Linked DNA regions of Mus musculus: region 2 is linked to region 1. A link is a loop called in an ENCODE intact Hi-C map of the cell type or tissue named here. Cell type or tissue: heart. All regions are shown on one strand. Links, peaks and the distances in the headings refer to the core of each region. The heading gives the core; the rest is flanking DNA.

Evidence for each region. Peaks named below come from ENCODE experiments on the same cell type or tissue, not always from the same donor. Only the 100,000 strongest peaks of a DNase experiment are listed, where the experiment ranks them.
Region 2: it touches region 1 in a loop (2.8-fold over the local background); 20 of 42 quality-filtered maps call a loop at or near these places.

What each region holds. Positions count from the first base shown.
Region 1 is chr1:93,984,997-93,992,870 of GRCm38, forward strand. Gal3st2c (galactose-3-O-sulfotransferase 2C) reads left to right here and starts at 5,509. Exons shown (of 8, transcript NM_001039219.3): 1 at 5,509-5,686; 2 at 6,450-6,768. It also overlaps the pseudogene Gm7889. In heart, for the core only: a CTCF peak has its summit at 4,018; no DNase peak of the experiment used is centred there.
Region 2 is chr1:94,075,593-94,083,466 of GRCm38, forward strand. No RefSeq gene overlaps it. Among named protein-coding and RNA genes, the nearest start is that of Pdcd1, 27 kb to the left of the region's middle. In heart, for the core only: a CTCF peak has its summit at 3,701 (motif pointing left); a DNase peak (open chromatin) is centred at 3,689; H3K4me3 peaks cover 805 bases; H3K27me3 peaks cover 972 bases.

The sequences.
Region 1 (7,874 bases), core at 1,733-6,732:
AAAAGTGCCATTTTCTTAGACTCCAAGAGATATTTTCTTAAAACCCTGTCTCTATAGTGACCTCCATAGCTGAGCTTGTCATTTGAGTTCTGTGGCTGAGACAGTATCATTGGACTCTAGTCCAGGCTGGTCTGGAATCCACGCTGTAGACCAGACTGGCTTCAAACTCACAGAGATCCTCCTGCCTCTGCCTCCTGAGTGCTGGGAATAAAGACGTGCACTGCTGCACTCTGTCATTTCAAGTATTGTTTGAAAAGCCTTTTGCTGTGCAGGAACGGTTCTCACCAGCCTGTGTCTTTAGACTTTAGGGTTCCGGGAGGGAGTTCCCAGTCATTTTGGGGAGGACTAAAAAGTGGCTCACGTGCCCAGATTCCTGTAAGATGGGGCCCAGCAGCTGCCATTCATAGCCTTGGAGGGTTGAAGGGATGGGCCAAGGGTGGTGGCTTAGAACCAGGATGCATGGGGTGCAGATACCTGACTGGGGGTTGGGGCAGTGATGTCTGAGGAGGACTCTTTGGGCAGATCTGAGGCCTGCTCAGCCTAACTGTTCCCTTGTTTCCCAGGGGATGGCAATCTTCACCTGAACGTGACAGCAGAGGCCTTTAGCCGGGAGTTGCTCGGTGCCTTGGAACCTTATGTGTATGCCTGGACAGCGGAGCAGCGGGGCAGTGTCAGTGCGGAGCATGGCCTGGGCTTCAAGAAGAAGGATGTACTTGGCTATAGCAAGCCATCTGTGGCCGTGACGCTTATGCAACAGCTCAAGGCCATGCTGGACCCCAAAGGCATCCTGAACCCCTATAAGACTCTACCTGCCCAGGCCTAAATGGAGCTTTTCAGCTTGTGCAAGATGCTAGGACCTAGGCGAAGGAAGGTTTGGTGGGCCTGGAGGCCTGCCAGCTGATGTCATCCACAATAGACCAGGTAACTGACTCTCACTGCTAGCCAGGAGCCAGCTCTGAGCACCCTCTGGACAAGGTTGCCTCTCTGTGGGGGCAAACAGATCAGATAGAGCTGCCAGGCCCTTCTTTTGTCTCCTGTGGACAGAATAAGTGGGTGGGCAATTGCCCTACTCCCAAACAGGCCAGATCTCACCAGCTCTGGGGTGGGTGGCCTGTGGAGACCTGCTTTGTTGCATCTCTATAGCGCGTAATTTTAAAAGATCCCTACTTGCCTGGTGCCTTGCAAGGCTCTCATCAGTCTCACTCAGCTTTGCTAATGGCCCTCTGGTCATTTTCCCCTGGAGCTGTGATTGTTGCCCTATCCCCTCATGGCTAGCTTTGCCAAACTGTGACCAACAACCACCCCAGTGGATAGAAAACACCAGACAGTTTTATTATCTTAAAACTAGACAGATAACTCAATGGCTAGGCGAAAAATTTCCTGCCGTAATCTTATCAACTAGCTCCCTCCATCTTGCCTGTCCCTCCGCCTGCAGTAGAAGCTATAAACTCTAAGATTTCCACTCCTACATGTCTGCACCACCCTACTTGCTCCAAAGCCTGATCCAAATTCTGTTTTCTTTGTTTCCCCTTTTTCTGACTGGTACTCAAAACTTCCATCTTTTTCCCTTCACCCAACAATTAGCTTCTGCCTCCTTTATTGACACAATCAAGAACCAATTAGGGAACCAATACCTCTCCCTCCCATCTCTGGGAAGAGAAGCACGTGATCTCTTGGATGGATCTTACTGGACAGTTTGCCCTGTGGCATGTATTCTCCGAGGGCTGCAGCAGAGTTGTCTAGCCCCAGATAAGTTACCATGGTCAGCCAGAATACCACAACTCATTCCCATACGCCTGAGTGGGATTTGCTGTCATATCAAGCAGGCCTTGGATTGGTAACTGTGGTCTACCCGGCCAGGCCATTCCCTCAGGTTTTGTTTGTTTTGAGCCAGGGTCTCTCTACTTAACTCTGACTGTTCTGGAACTTACAATGTAGACCAGATAGATAGACCTTTAACTCACAGAGATCCTCCATGCCCCTGACTTTGCTTCTGGCCCCTGAGCAATGGGATTAAAGGCAAGTGCCACTACACCCAGCTTACCTTGTTCTTGAGGACCTGTCTGGTTGGTAAACAGGTGTGGAGGGCTATGATTGCGTGCAGAGCTTGACCTTTCTGGGTATGGGACAATTCCCTAACTGAATCAATAGAAGCGACTTTCAGTCATGTGGTCTACACACTGTTCTCTATCACTTGGCTTGTCTCATGACCTGGCAGTCTGGAAGGCTGAATACACCTACCATATTTTTTTCCTGCTATCAGTTTCTGGAAAAAATTTGAACTACAACTTGCTGCTGCTAGAAAATGATTCACATAAAGTTAATTGTAAAGTTGTGGCTCATTACATCTCTCCACACATCTAGTGTGCTCTGAATTCCCAATGTGTCTTCACACATGGATTAGAAAGTTAGTGTTAGGAATGTGAGCAAGCAAAGAGTGAGAGGCTGTAGCTCCTGCCTGTAGTGTGCTACAGATAGGTTATAGCGAATGTGGGGATCCCAACACAGGTACGTGTGGAGCCCTTCCTGCCAGGACCAGCCTTCCTCTTGCTCCTCTGAGCATTGTTCTGTGAAGCTCACAGGGTATGTGGTAAGCGAAGGGGCTGCCATTTGCTCTTGATGAGCTATGTGAAGCCCCCTTTGATTCATCCATCCCAGGGGAAGGGTCTCTTCTTAGGTCGCCTCTAGCTTTTCTTTTGTGTTTTGAAGAGAGTGCATTTTGAAGTTAGAGCCTGTGAAATAGAGCATGGTTGGTGTAGCAGAGTGTAGCTGTAAAACAAACCATCTAATGTTGTTACCACTGACCAGTGGAGTAGTGAGTTCCACCCATGCAGAAAACCTAGTTAGAAACAGATGGGAAAATGGACTTGCTAACTGACCAATGAGATTACTCCAGGCTCCTCAGGCCTCTGACACAGCCATCTCCTTAATGCCTGTAGTCTCTCACACCTCCCCACAGAAGAGTAAGCCTACAGTCAGAAGATGTCTCTCCCTGTGGGAGAGAGCTGGGTGTGGTGATGCTGGTTTGTAATCTAGCATTTGGGAGGCAGAGAAGGCAGATCTCTGATATAGAGAGTTCCAAGCCAGTCAGGGTTCCATAGTGAGATCCTGTCTTAAAAAGCTAGAACAGGTGACCATGAGGACTCTACTCCCATTCCACACAGACGGGAAGTCTCCAGTGTGCAAGCTGGGAGAGGGTATTGTGTTTGGATTAGAAGTTTAGGATTCCACTGCCAGATATCTAAACCATTGCAATATGAGACATCGTTACCTAACCAGGACGGTGGGAGGAGTATACCGAGGATCAGCAGCTTCTCTGTGATGTGAGCAAGCATGGCCTGGAGTCTCAGCCCTAGGGAGGTGGCTTGGGCATGTGCAGACCCTGCCCAGGACGACAAGGGGCTATGTGGTCTTCCATAGCAGCCTGCTTCACAGAAAGAGGACAGCTGTCATACGAGATGATTAGGAGACAGTGCTTTGTATGGTTGCAGACATGGACACCTTACTGGTCCAGGTTATGTTCTCCCGGTCCATCACACTACCCACTGGTAACCACTGTGAACCAGCTCCTGCCCCTGGATATAGGTGATGTAGAAGACACTGCTGGGTACCTTGGTTGCAACTCCTCATTGCTGCCCATCTAGAATCTCAAAGTCTGGTCAGGTAGGTGACCCATAGGCATTTGAAGATGATCCCTTTCCCCAGGCTGTCAGTGGGAGCAGAGGGCAAGCCCAGTTTCAGTGGAGCTGCTGTGTTGAGGTCACTAACCCTAGTGCACTCCTTCATGGTGGCGTATCCAAGCTCTGAACCTGGTATCATGTTTTTTTTTTTTTTTTTTTTTTTTTTTTTTTTTTCTTAAAAAAAAAAAAACGTGCAAATGTCCTAAGGTAACTATTTTTTCCTCAGCATGGCCCTTATCACTGGTTAGGGCCGGGTCTGTCCCTGAAAAGTCCTTGACATTTCCTGCCCCAGGTCTGAGAACAGACTGGGACATGTCCTGCATAGACTCACAGCTAGAGGGCATGGGATAGTCATGGCCATTATTCATGGATAGATTCCTGTCTGTAGAGCACAAACAGATACATGTGCAAGAGTGTGTGAGTTCACAGCTACAAGAAGTTACAGCTCCTCTTATGTGTTTTTTTTAAAGATTTTTTTTTATGTATATGAGTACACTGTAGCTGTTCAAGGGGTCGTGAGCCATCATGTGGTTGCTGAGAATTGAACTCAGGACTTATGCTCGCTCTGGCCCCAATCAGATTTATTTATTATTAGATGTAAGCTCACTGTGGCTATCTTTAGACACACAAGAAGAGGGAGTTAGATCTCATTACAGAGGTTGTGAGCCACCATGTGGTTGCTAGGATTTGAACTCAGAACCTTCAGAAGAGCAGTCAGTGCTCTTACCCACTTAGCAATCTCACCAGCTCCTCTTTTGTGGTTTGGTGGGAAGCAGGGTGGGTTGTTCCCAGTACCTGGGCATATTGTTTCTGCAGGTGGAGTGGAACTTGTCAGGCTGGGGCTATGTCTTTATGGGTGGGGGGTAATGCCCAGTAAAACCTGTCTCAATTTCTCTTGATGGGAGGCATGTTCCTGACTAGTTTGAGATTAGCTGCAGGGTTTCTAGAACAGTGCTTGTCAGGGTAGTAGAGAAGAAGGGGCTCCGAGTCTTGGACAGTGTTTAGAAGAGGCTTGACTGTGGCCTGTGCTGGGTGATGGCCTGCCTGGGTGCATATAGTCCAGCCCATGATGTTCTTATCTATAGACTGCAGTGGTCTTTCCATGTGAGTGATCATCCAGTTGTTTTTTAGACAGGTGTGCCTTGGGACAGTTGCCCTGGGAAGTTGGACTCCTATTTATCTATAGACTGGGAGGCTGCTGGACCTTAAGTCTTCAGGCAGTGTAGTTGTGCGAGCTACACTTATGTTTATATGGCCCGTGGGTCTTTGGGACAGTGGGAGTGGATGCAGTGTGAGTCTTTAGGATACATCCCAGAAGACTTGTGGGATGTGTACCGTGCATTTAACTGGGTGGGAATATTTGCCTCCAACTCTGGAAAAAGGAAAACCCATTAGCATCCAGATAGGTCCTCCTGTTGGTTCTTCTTGCGCGCGCTCAACAGGCCAGGAAGAACGACGCTGCTACAGGATCCTTCTGCACACATTTATTCAGTCCTGTTTCTTCTTTCTCCATATATCTCCCTTGTTTATATCTCCCTTGTTTTTATCTCCCTTGTTTATATCTCTCCCTTGTTTATATCTCCCTGTTTATATCTCCCCTGTTTATATCTCCCCTGTTTTTATATCTCCCCCGAACCCTGGGCCTCTCACTCTTTTATACTCTCTCTCATCCACGCACCGCAGGCCACACCCCCTCGCCAGTCACAAGGCTTCAGCTAATCAGGGCAGCAGGGGCAAATCTCCACCAAATTGGATTCACCTGTATCCTGGTACACCTGCGCAGCACTCAAGATGTTTGTGTCTTATATGAGGAAGTCAGGTGCAAGTCATATGACTTAGCTGCAGTCCCTGGCGCCTTTGGGACTGCCGCCACACCCGCTCCCCACAGGTTCTCATTGAACCCTGAGCTAAAAGGGGTGCATAAGAGGGATCCCCTGGACTGGAGCCCTCCCTACTGCAGGTCACTCCAGCCTGGCCCCTGGCTGCCCTTGCCTTCTGCTTAACAGGTAGTCTCCTGGTCCTCAACCCCTGGCCTGGGTTCTGAAACCCAGAAATCAAGAATTGATCCTTTGTTCTCTAGTCACATCTGCCTGGCCTCAATGCTGGCTGGTCAGGCAGCACAAACTAGAAAAACAAACTAGTGGGTTTGATCAGCCTTGGTAGCACACTTCTCCTGCTAGCTGTGGGTCTGGCTGAGAGGGGCCACTTTCTACATCACATTGGCAGGGCTGGTCTGAGAGAAGGCATAACCCTAGGTAGATGGAACTGTCCTTATGCAATGCATGGGACAGGAAGACCAGTTGGGGATTGCTGTGTCTTCTGGGCAGGATCATGCTCCACTAGAGAGGAGTGTTTGGTGCTGTAAGCTGCCATACGGTTGCTGGGAATTGAACTTTGAGTCTTTGAAACCTTAGGGAGGGGCTAGAACCCACAATCTCTTTGTCTCAGGCAGCCTCTAGGTAGAGCCCCTTGGTCATGGCAGACTGCCCCTTCTGTTTGGCTGGCCACTCCTTCCAGATCCTCATTCTGGAGGAGCCTGTGGCTAGGGGCCACTGCTCAGCGTCATATCATACTGTCCTGTCTGTTCCCAGTGGCATGAAAGTAGATGGTATCTTCTTCCTGTTTAGACCCTGTAAACCACAGAGAATCCAGTGAACTGGAACCATAGCCTGGAAGAGGGTGCGAGTTTGGGGACCTGACTATATGTGTCCTGGGCAATCTGCTGCCTTCTGGGCCACTGCCATTATGGAGCAACTAAAGTATCATCAGATTTTTTTTTAGGGGAAGGCACAGAAGATCCACTCTGACCCTGTGTGTCTCTGAACATGTGGAGCCTGGGCAGGAGGATCTGTGAGAGTCTCTCATGAAGAGAAGCAGCCCTTCCCATGTTCTGAGTGGAATGTGGGGGAGGTGAGCCACAGGGTGGAGAACAGCCTGGTACTGCTTATCCATCAGATCACCTACTGTTAGCCTGGAGAGCTACTTGGCAGACCCCTTGCACTTCCTCTAAGTTCTGAGATGCGCGCTGGCCTTAGGGAATCATGCCCAGCACCTGACCCCAGTGAAGAAAGTTGTTGAAAGGACTGAGGTGAGGCCTTCCCACTACCTTCTTCTCTTTTAAGTCAGGAACCACAGAACTTTTAATGTTTAATAATTAGGAGACAGTTTGCCAGGATGTGAGGACTCTAAAACTCACGTGAAAAACTGGGAGGGGAAGGGGAACACTTTGTAAACCTAACACATGCTTTATAAAACCTAAGTACTTTCAAGTCCCTGTTCCAGTATCACTGTTGATGGGCAGGGGAGGCGCACGCCTTCAATCCCAGCGCTTGGGAGGCAGTGGCAGGTGGATCTCTGGGTTCAAGACCAGCCTGGTCTACAGAACATGTTCCAGGATAGCCAGGGCTGTCAGACAAGCCCTGTGTTGGGAAAAAAAATAACAAAAAACCAAACAAAGGAAGCAACAACAACAACAACAAACCCAAATAAATCCTGTATCCACAGAGTAATTAGATGAATGAAGCAGTTTGGCTTTCTCAAGGCTTGGGGAAATGGCATTTTGGATTTCAGTGTAAGTTATCGGCAGCTCTCACCGCTTATGTGTGGCAGCTGTCTTCTTTATGACTTCAAGTTCCATCACAGTGTGGGCCTGAAGTCAGTGTTCTTTTTAATCCACAGTGTCAATATGATTACTCATTTGGTATCTGTTCTAGTTGGGAAATGGTTGAAACTCTGCCACACCACCTCCAATAGGATCTGTGTGACAAGTTCCCCAGACTGAAGCGATCGACCTTAAAACAGGAAGCTCTCCTGGAACCGGTTGTGGAACTCTTTGCTGGAGAAAAATTATTGAACCGTAGTTCTCATGGCAATCTATCTGTTTTGTTTTCTCTTATTCCTTTTCTTACTTACGTGTTCCTGGGTATCCTAGGCCAGATTCTTAAGCGAGAATAGTGGGTACGAAACTATATCCCTCGAGATGGGGTCACTAGCATGACCTTATCCCAGGGGAAATCAATGCTTTGCTTTTTAAATAATTTACAAAACTGTTGTGATAAACAAAAAACTTTCCCAACAATGAAATTTCATATAGCTACACATGTGTCATCAGCAGTTGGTTTTGGTATATGGTAAAGAAAGCCTTAATTAGAAAGAATTAAAATAGTTAAAATGTATGCATCAAACATTTATTAA
Region 2 (7,874 bases), core at 1,328-6,327, 90 kb after region 1:
ATTATCAACACCGAAGGACACATCCTTAGCCTGTCTCGGGCTAATCTTAAAGAGTTCTATTTGGAAGACCTCAGATTGACCACACTTACTTAACTTAGGTCCAAATCTGGCTTCAACATATATTAACTGTTTTCACTTCATTGGACAATGGCCACTGCTGGCTCAAATTTGAACGTCAGATATCAATATCTAAATTAATTTAGATAACTTGGTAAGATGCAATGGAGAATTGCTCAGGACCCTCCCCTCATACTCCACCCCCCATTCCCAGTCTTCTCAATTCTCCTTATCCCTACCAGTCGGTTCCTGCTCACAACCTGGCCAAGAGCCTGGGTTTTTTTTTTTTTTTTCTTTTTTCTTTTTTTCTTTTCTCTGTATGTAGCCCTGGCTGTTCTGGAACCCAATCTGTAGATCAGGCTGGCCTAGGACTCACAGAGACCCACCTGCCTCTGCCTCCTGAGTGCTGCCTCCTGAGTAAAGGTGTGTACTACCACCTCCCAAGAGCCTGACCTTAATCAACTCTTGTCTCCCTTCTCCTAAGGGACTTACCAAACCCCGAGTAAATGAGTCATGAAGTTTTGCTAGCTGTAGAATAAGGTCCCAACTAGTTTAGGGAAGGATTCTTATTCTGATTAGGAATTAAGGTTAGGAACAGAGTTTGGTTTAGAGTTAGGAGTTAAGGCTTAGATCAGGGTTAAGGTCAGGGTCAGGGTGAGGGTTAGAGGGTTAGGGTTTGCTGTATAAACGTTTCCTTCAAGACTGGAACATTCCATCCTTCAGGGATGCTCCTTAACCAGGAAGTAAACAACTCAAAATAGCTTCAGGAATTCCCTGAAACCAACCAGATTCACTAGGATACTCCCTGATAGAGTAAACAAGTCAAGTTGCATAGAAGATTCTGAGACTCAATCAGCTGCCTGGAAGAGGTTTAGACCAATAACTGAGTCAATTGGAAAGGATGCTCTTCAATCTGTTGAGCTGCCCGCAGGCTGTGTAGTTGCTCCAGGTTTTGTGAGCCTTCACCTGCTTTGGGGTGGTCTTTGGTGATGCATCTGACTTTGAGTTATTTCTGCTCCTGTAAGTGACCCTTCACCCATATTCCTGTAAGCAACCCCAATAAAATTCATTAGTTTTCCAAATTGGACTATGGTGGTATCTGTACTCTGGTCTGTTGTGGGCTCCCAATCTGGGTGAGTGTTGGGCCTTATTTGGCCAGATACTGAGGCCTAGTGAGCCTTTGCACGAGTTTAGAGACCTGTCCTGACTTCTGTACTGGAGTGACTCAGCACAACCTGCCTTTGCCTAGCTACTGCTGATGTAGAATAACTTTACTGACCCTGACAGTCACCTCATACCCTCATCATCTCACCTCATCAAAGATCCCCACCTCCTTTCTTAACTCTATATAAACAAAAGACTGATACAATAAAATGAGTTCCTGCTTTGACACTCCCTGCCCATGTGTTTGTTTTGAGCCTTACCATCCTGCTCAGCCCCAGAGAGACTCTACTGGACCCGGTTCTCTCCTCTCGCCTGAACCTGCCAGCAGAGAGTCGACAAACTGGGACCCCGTGTGAGGATCAAACTCATGACCTTCAGATTATGAGACATGTTAGTAGACATGTATATTAGTTAGAGTTCTCTAGAGTCACAGTGTCTTGCATCAGCAAGATCCGGATCATAGGTGTGCCCTCTGTTTCTGAATTGTAGTTCATTCTAAATATAGTCAAGTTAACAACAGAGAATAGCCATCACGTGTGTGTATAGCATCTCTCCAGAAAAAGCTTGTCACAACATAATTGGCATCTGAACAGAAACATAAGAGAACCCAAGGTAAGTTTGGAGTAGTGAGTGCATGGTCCTGGCTATTGATAGAAGACATTCCCTGATCATCCTCGTTTTTTCGTATAGGACCATTGTTAATACTCACATCCAGCACCTGCATCCAGTGTGTGGATGTGAGTATGAACAATGGCCCTATATGAAAAAACGAGGATGATCAGAGAATGTTCAGTGCCTGAACTTCTGGAACTGGGAAAGGCTTTAAAACAAGCAATGGAAGAGCCTGTTGCAGCCTGCCTTGTGAGGGTGTGGGACATGAGAGCAGATGGGACCCATCTTACTGCTGTGAAGAGAGGGAAATAGCAGTGTAACTTCCCATCTCATCTTAAGGCAAAGGCTTCGAAACCCAAGAGGCTGGGAGAGAAATCCGGTCCTAATAGACTGGCTTCTCAAAGCCCTTAGGAACACTTGGTTATCTCTGTCTGAAGTCCCTGTAGATGTCCATGAACTGAAAACAACATAGGACAGGTGCTACGGAGGGAACCAGGAGCAAGAGAAGCTATGCATAGACTGTAGTTCTCTGGGCTAGACAGAACTATGCTCACAGGAGAATTAAGGAGAAAGCTGATCTAATAGGGACCTCCAGATGGGTATGGGACTTAGTGGCTTTGCTGAGCCCCAGGAGGGATTTTTTTGTTTTGTTTTTTTTGTTTTTGTTTGTTTTATGAAAAGAGACTTGGCAGACTGTAGTAGTGATCTAGACTGTCATGGGAATTGTGTTCACACCATGCCAAAATGCATGGAGGAGGTGGGTGAGTAAATAGACGGTAGAGTCTATCTGGGTCACCTGGAAGCAAACGTGGCTAGATTTGTTTTGAGCTGTTGGTGTACCTGTTCTCAAACCCCAAAAGACCACCAAGGAGTCGACTCTGATGCAATCGCACTAGGGTCTTTTACTCAAGCAGGACAGGAAGGTGGAGCCTTGAGCCTAGTTTTAGGTAAGCATTTTATAGAGGCAAGCAAACAAGCAAGAAGGTTCCTAGCCTGGGACACATTTGATTGATGGGGCGAGGGGAGCTTTATGGCCTTTAACATAATTGGCTGGGGCTGGGAGCCAAACCACAAGCTTAACTTCTGTTTTTCTCCTGACTGGTGGTTGTTAGCCAGGGGAAGGCTTGTACCCTGGAGGAGTAGATTTGTTGGGAAGTAACCTAGAAGCTCTTGCTAGTTGCAGGCTTGTTAGCTAACTCGAGTTCAACTATAAGTCAAGTTCTCTAAGATGGAGTCTGGACCCAAAAGCTCTGGTCTCTCAGGAGTTCCTAGGGTGAATATTGATAGAGAAATAATTCATGTGAGCTAGTTAATGATAACCATGCCAATTAAGCCAATTAAAATGCATGAGTCCTTTTGTATTGATGGCCAGACCAGGAAAGAATGGACTTATGCATCTGAAAAGTCTCTGGGTGTTCAAGCTCAAGGGTACAGTGTTTTAAAGACAAACCCTTAATGTTTGGGTGTGGGAGGATTATATCAGTGGGCGATTTAGAGTTGTCTAGTAATGTCTGCTCTCTTTGTAAGGCTCAGTGGTATCTCTCAGACACTTCATTATATGTTTGAACTATGGTCCATGGACAGTCCCTGAAGCATTGCCCAGGTGAAGGTGGCTATTGGGGCCTGGGTGGCAGGGGTGGGGGTGGGGTGTGTGTGAGACTTCAGGAGCCTATTTGGGATTTGATATGACTGGAAATTTCTGGTCCAGGAGAGGAAAGGAGCCTTTTTTTTTTTTTTTTTAAATTAACTTTTACATTTTAAAAACACAAATCAAGACACACAGCGTACAGACGGTGCCACCCAGTGGCAGAAACCGGAGAAACCGGCAGACTCTCCAGAGACGAAAAGACTAACCAAACAGAGCGAGCAATGGCTTGTAGAGGCTCCCACCTAGTGGCAGAACACGGAAAAAGCGGGGACTCTCAGAGTCCCAGGTTAGGGTTATGCTTTTTAGAGGGCTGAGGTAACCTTTGGGCTATGGTTTAAAAGGTTAGGATTGGGGTTATGGTTTGTATTAGAGGGTTAGGGTTAGGTAGATTTGTGTTTAGTGTTAGGGATAGATGCTTAGGAGAGTTAATGCTAGTATTTAGGGTTTCTGTGTAGGTTGGATCTTGAGTTAAGGTTAGGGTTAGGGTTTCAAAGGTCATAAAGAAAATCTCTAGTCAACACTGCCCAACGCTATGACTATTTATGAATAGTGTATAAACCTGTGTTTAGTGGTGCACCTAAGCAGGAAAGGTGTAGAAACTTATTTCCAGGGTGTTTACGCTGGAACTATAGTGGAATTTTTAGGAGAATCACTGTATGTAGTGTAAACAGAATCAATGGTTTCCTAGAAGGACTTAGACCTTTAAGAAATCTTTGTGCAAAACAGTGGTTGTTTTCTATGATTATTTATAGAGTTGGGTTTTTTTTTTTCTTTGAAGGATCTTTACAGCCTTTGCATGATTTTGGCCACAAGACAATCCTGGCACACCTAGAGCATCTTGCATTATTAGATACTGTACCAATAAGGACTAAAGTTGTAGCAGCGCGATGTTTTCCTTCCAAAACATTAGAGCAGGGGCTTTGGGTATGAGGAACTTGTTTTACTCAAAGAACAGCTTTAGTGTAACAATGAATAAATAATGCCTTTGCTCTGCTGTTTGAGATCTAGTCCACAGAGGCTGATCTCCTTGCTGCCAGGAGCCCTTAATTCATTCTTAAGTGTCCCTCTTTGAACGCCCGAGCAACTCAGAACACCGAAATGGAGTAGTGCAGAAACCCCTCTTCCAGGACATAGCTAATCAGGTAGAGTACAAACTGCTATGCTCAAGTTCTCAGTCAACAGGAAAAGCGCTAACACCTGAGCACAGGCAAAGGCAAGAGCTATGTCCAGGGACTCCGCTACTTTGTAAAACTGCCACAGTTACCCATGAAGAGCACAGCTGTAATCTCAGCTATCTGAAGGTTGATGCAGGAGGATTTTTGTGAGGGTCAGATGAGTCTGTTTACATAAGTGTCGCCCAGAGGAGCGAAATGGTTAGGGCTAGGTGACAGGCTTGAATACTCTGGTTTTCACCTAGCCTGACGCGCGCATGCATTCTGGGTAATGTAGCCCATTCTCCCTAACTGAGGAGCCTGTGCACCCTAGTATATTCAGGATTTTACGGTGTTTATGTGTTCACAGCCTCAAGGAGGCTTCAATGTAGTCACCACCGGCATTGGGCAGTGTGGCCTCTGGCATCTCGCGACTCTGGACTCCGCAGTAATTCTGTGCTAGAAACCAGGACGGTTTCAAGCCCTAGCTTACGCCTCGGATCCTGTTTGTGCTCTCGGCCAGCGTCGTGTGACCAGGGGCACAGGCGAGGACTGAACCCAGCTGGTCTTGTTCCCTGCACTCTCCAGTTCCTTATTGTTATAGTTAGCTTCCCGGCGACCACAGGCACCTTTAGGCTTTCACTTGCTCCAGGAATTGTCCAAACCCTACGGAAGACAGCTGGGCATTGTAGTTCAAAGTTTCCAGAAGGCGGTGCTTGTGGACCCTAACCATTCTGGGATTGTAGTCTAAATTTCTGACGTTGGCACCTGTGGAGAAACTTTTTTTGGGTTTATGGTCCATTATTTCTCCACGGTCATCATCACGGAGGCTCCTGAGAGCTTTTAAGGCTCTGTAGATGGATGAATGGAGCCGACAGCCCCCGATCTCCGAGCCTTGAAAGCAGAGTGCACTTGGGAAAGAACAAGCCTGTAGAGATTAGAGACAGTGCCCAGCGTCATTGGGCTTGGAGGATGGCCGGAAAGACCTAGCTGGGAGCAGCTTAGGGGCCTGTGGGCAAAGCCTGTAATTTTGGAGCCCCAAGGGCCACGTGATGACATAAGGCGCACTGGCAGGGGTCCCTTGAACGGGAGGAGAGGCGGGGCTGATAGCATGAAGGCGGGAACATAGGATGGGCGGACCTCCACGCCTGGAGGCTGAGGCTAGGGCGGTAAGGTTTACCAAAGCATGTCTTAAAGGATTCAGGATGCTATGGCTGAAAGTGAACTAGCTGCTGCATGATACTACACCTGCAGGGTCAGGGTCAGGGTCAGGGTTTGACTGTTGCAAATATGGCAGGTTCAAGGTCAAGTCAATGTCACAGTCGGAATATTCTGCGATCTTAGCTGCCCCAGCTAGCACAAAACATCGGTTGTCCACAACCCACACTACTGTTCTCTGCACTGTGGGAAAACTGTTAATTAAAGTCTAAGTCCACCTTGACGGGATAGCCTTTGGACTAAGTGCAATATGGGAGACTCTCTTCACTAGGGAATTTTCTCCTTCTCTGACCTTATCTGGGGAGTTCTAAGCCCCCCATACACTCCTCTTCCTGAGGAATGTCACATAACCTCAATTAGATTATAGGACCAATCTACTTTCTTCCGACAAACACTTGTTCAGCCAGCACCTGAGATTTCTGAAATGCTTCCTCATGCTAACGAGGCACTCCAGGTGGCCTACAGCCAATGACCTTTGCCTATCCTGGATATCCCTGTCCTCAGTGCCCTCAAACTTTATGAGCCTTCAATCACCCTGGGTGAAGTTCATCTGCCTTCGGGTCCTGGTGTGGTTTATTCGCCATATGTACTCACAGGGCTTCATTGAATCGACCGACAATCCAGGAGAGCAGAGAGACCCACACTGCTCTCTGTTCCTCTCTGCTCACCTCCACAGCTTCTTCAATTCTCCTCTGACTTCAAGGCCCACAGAGACCATGGGGTTCAGCCATCACAAATGCATTCCTCAGCTGTTTGTTCTTCGTGTCTTGTGTGTTAGTATTTGTCCTCACGTGGGAAAAAGGTCATTTGCTGATATAGTCACATACTGGGGATCCTGGGTAGTGAAGAGCCCAGTAATTCCAGGCACTGGTCTGCTACCCCCATCTTACTGCATGCCCTTAAGCCCTGCATTCTTGTCAGCTGCAATAAATCCACCTGGCTGGCATGAGCCTCGTAAAGGCTGAGATAAGACTACTGCCTAAGAATAGACTTGAGTGGGCTAGAGAGTTGGCTCAGTGGTTAAGAGCACTGACTGCTCTTCCGATGGTCCTGAGTTCAAATCCCAGCAACCACATGGTGGCTCATAACCATCTGTAATGAGATCTGATGCCCTCTTCTGGGGTATCTGAAGACAGCTACAGTGTACTCACATATATATAACAAATAAATAAATCTTAAAAAAAAAAAAAAAGAGAATAGCCTTGAGCTTGCACCAACATCCTCTATCTGCCACACCCTGGGCTGCAGAACTAACCCCCAACTTACAAATTCCTTCTTTGCTATCCCCTGGGCATCTGCTTGTGGGTTTATGCTTCAAGAGGAGGCTGCTCTCGACCTTTCAAGGTGGTTGTGTCAGCTCCTGAGACTGAGGCTACCCTGACAGGTTAGAAGCGTTTTCCCATGGTGAATAAAGTTGCTTTTGGTTTATTTCTGACTTTGGTAGTCCTTTCCTCATTATTTGCCTGCCCTGTCACCCCAACAGGTAGCATGTCTTTCCAGATATTGTGGGCTAGTACCAAGGAACAGGGATGAGCTATTAGACAGGTCGGGGTGGTACTCTGAATGGGAGGAGGATGGAGAGGGATTCTGGGGACCAGACAGGACAGGAGCCACACGAAGCCGAGAGGCCCACAGAAAGGACAGCTGGATCTGCCATGAGATTCAGTGGCATCTCAAGGCAGTAAGGGCTGAGAGGGAGGACAGTCCCCTGCAAGTTGTCTGATACGGAGCTTGGGATCCGACTGGGCAATTTGCAGTGGAGGATTGGAAGGAGAGTAACAATCACTTGCCTTACAGAGGATTCAGGTTTGATTCCCAGTATCCACATGATGGCTCACAACTGTCTATAATTCCAGTTTCAGGGGTCTAATGTCTTCTGGCCTCTGTGGGCACTTCATGAACATGGTACACAGACATACATGCAGGAAAGCCCCAGTGTCCACATAAAATTATGAGTAAATAAAATGCTAAAAAGATTTTAATCAAATAATCATCCTTGCAACTTAAACTACTACCAGGAAGAC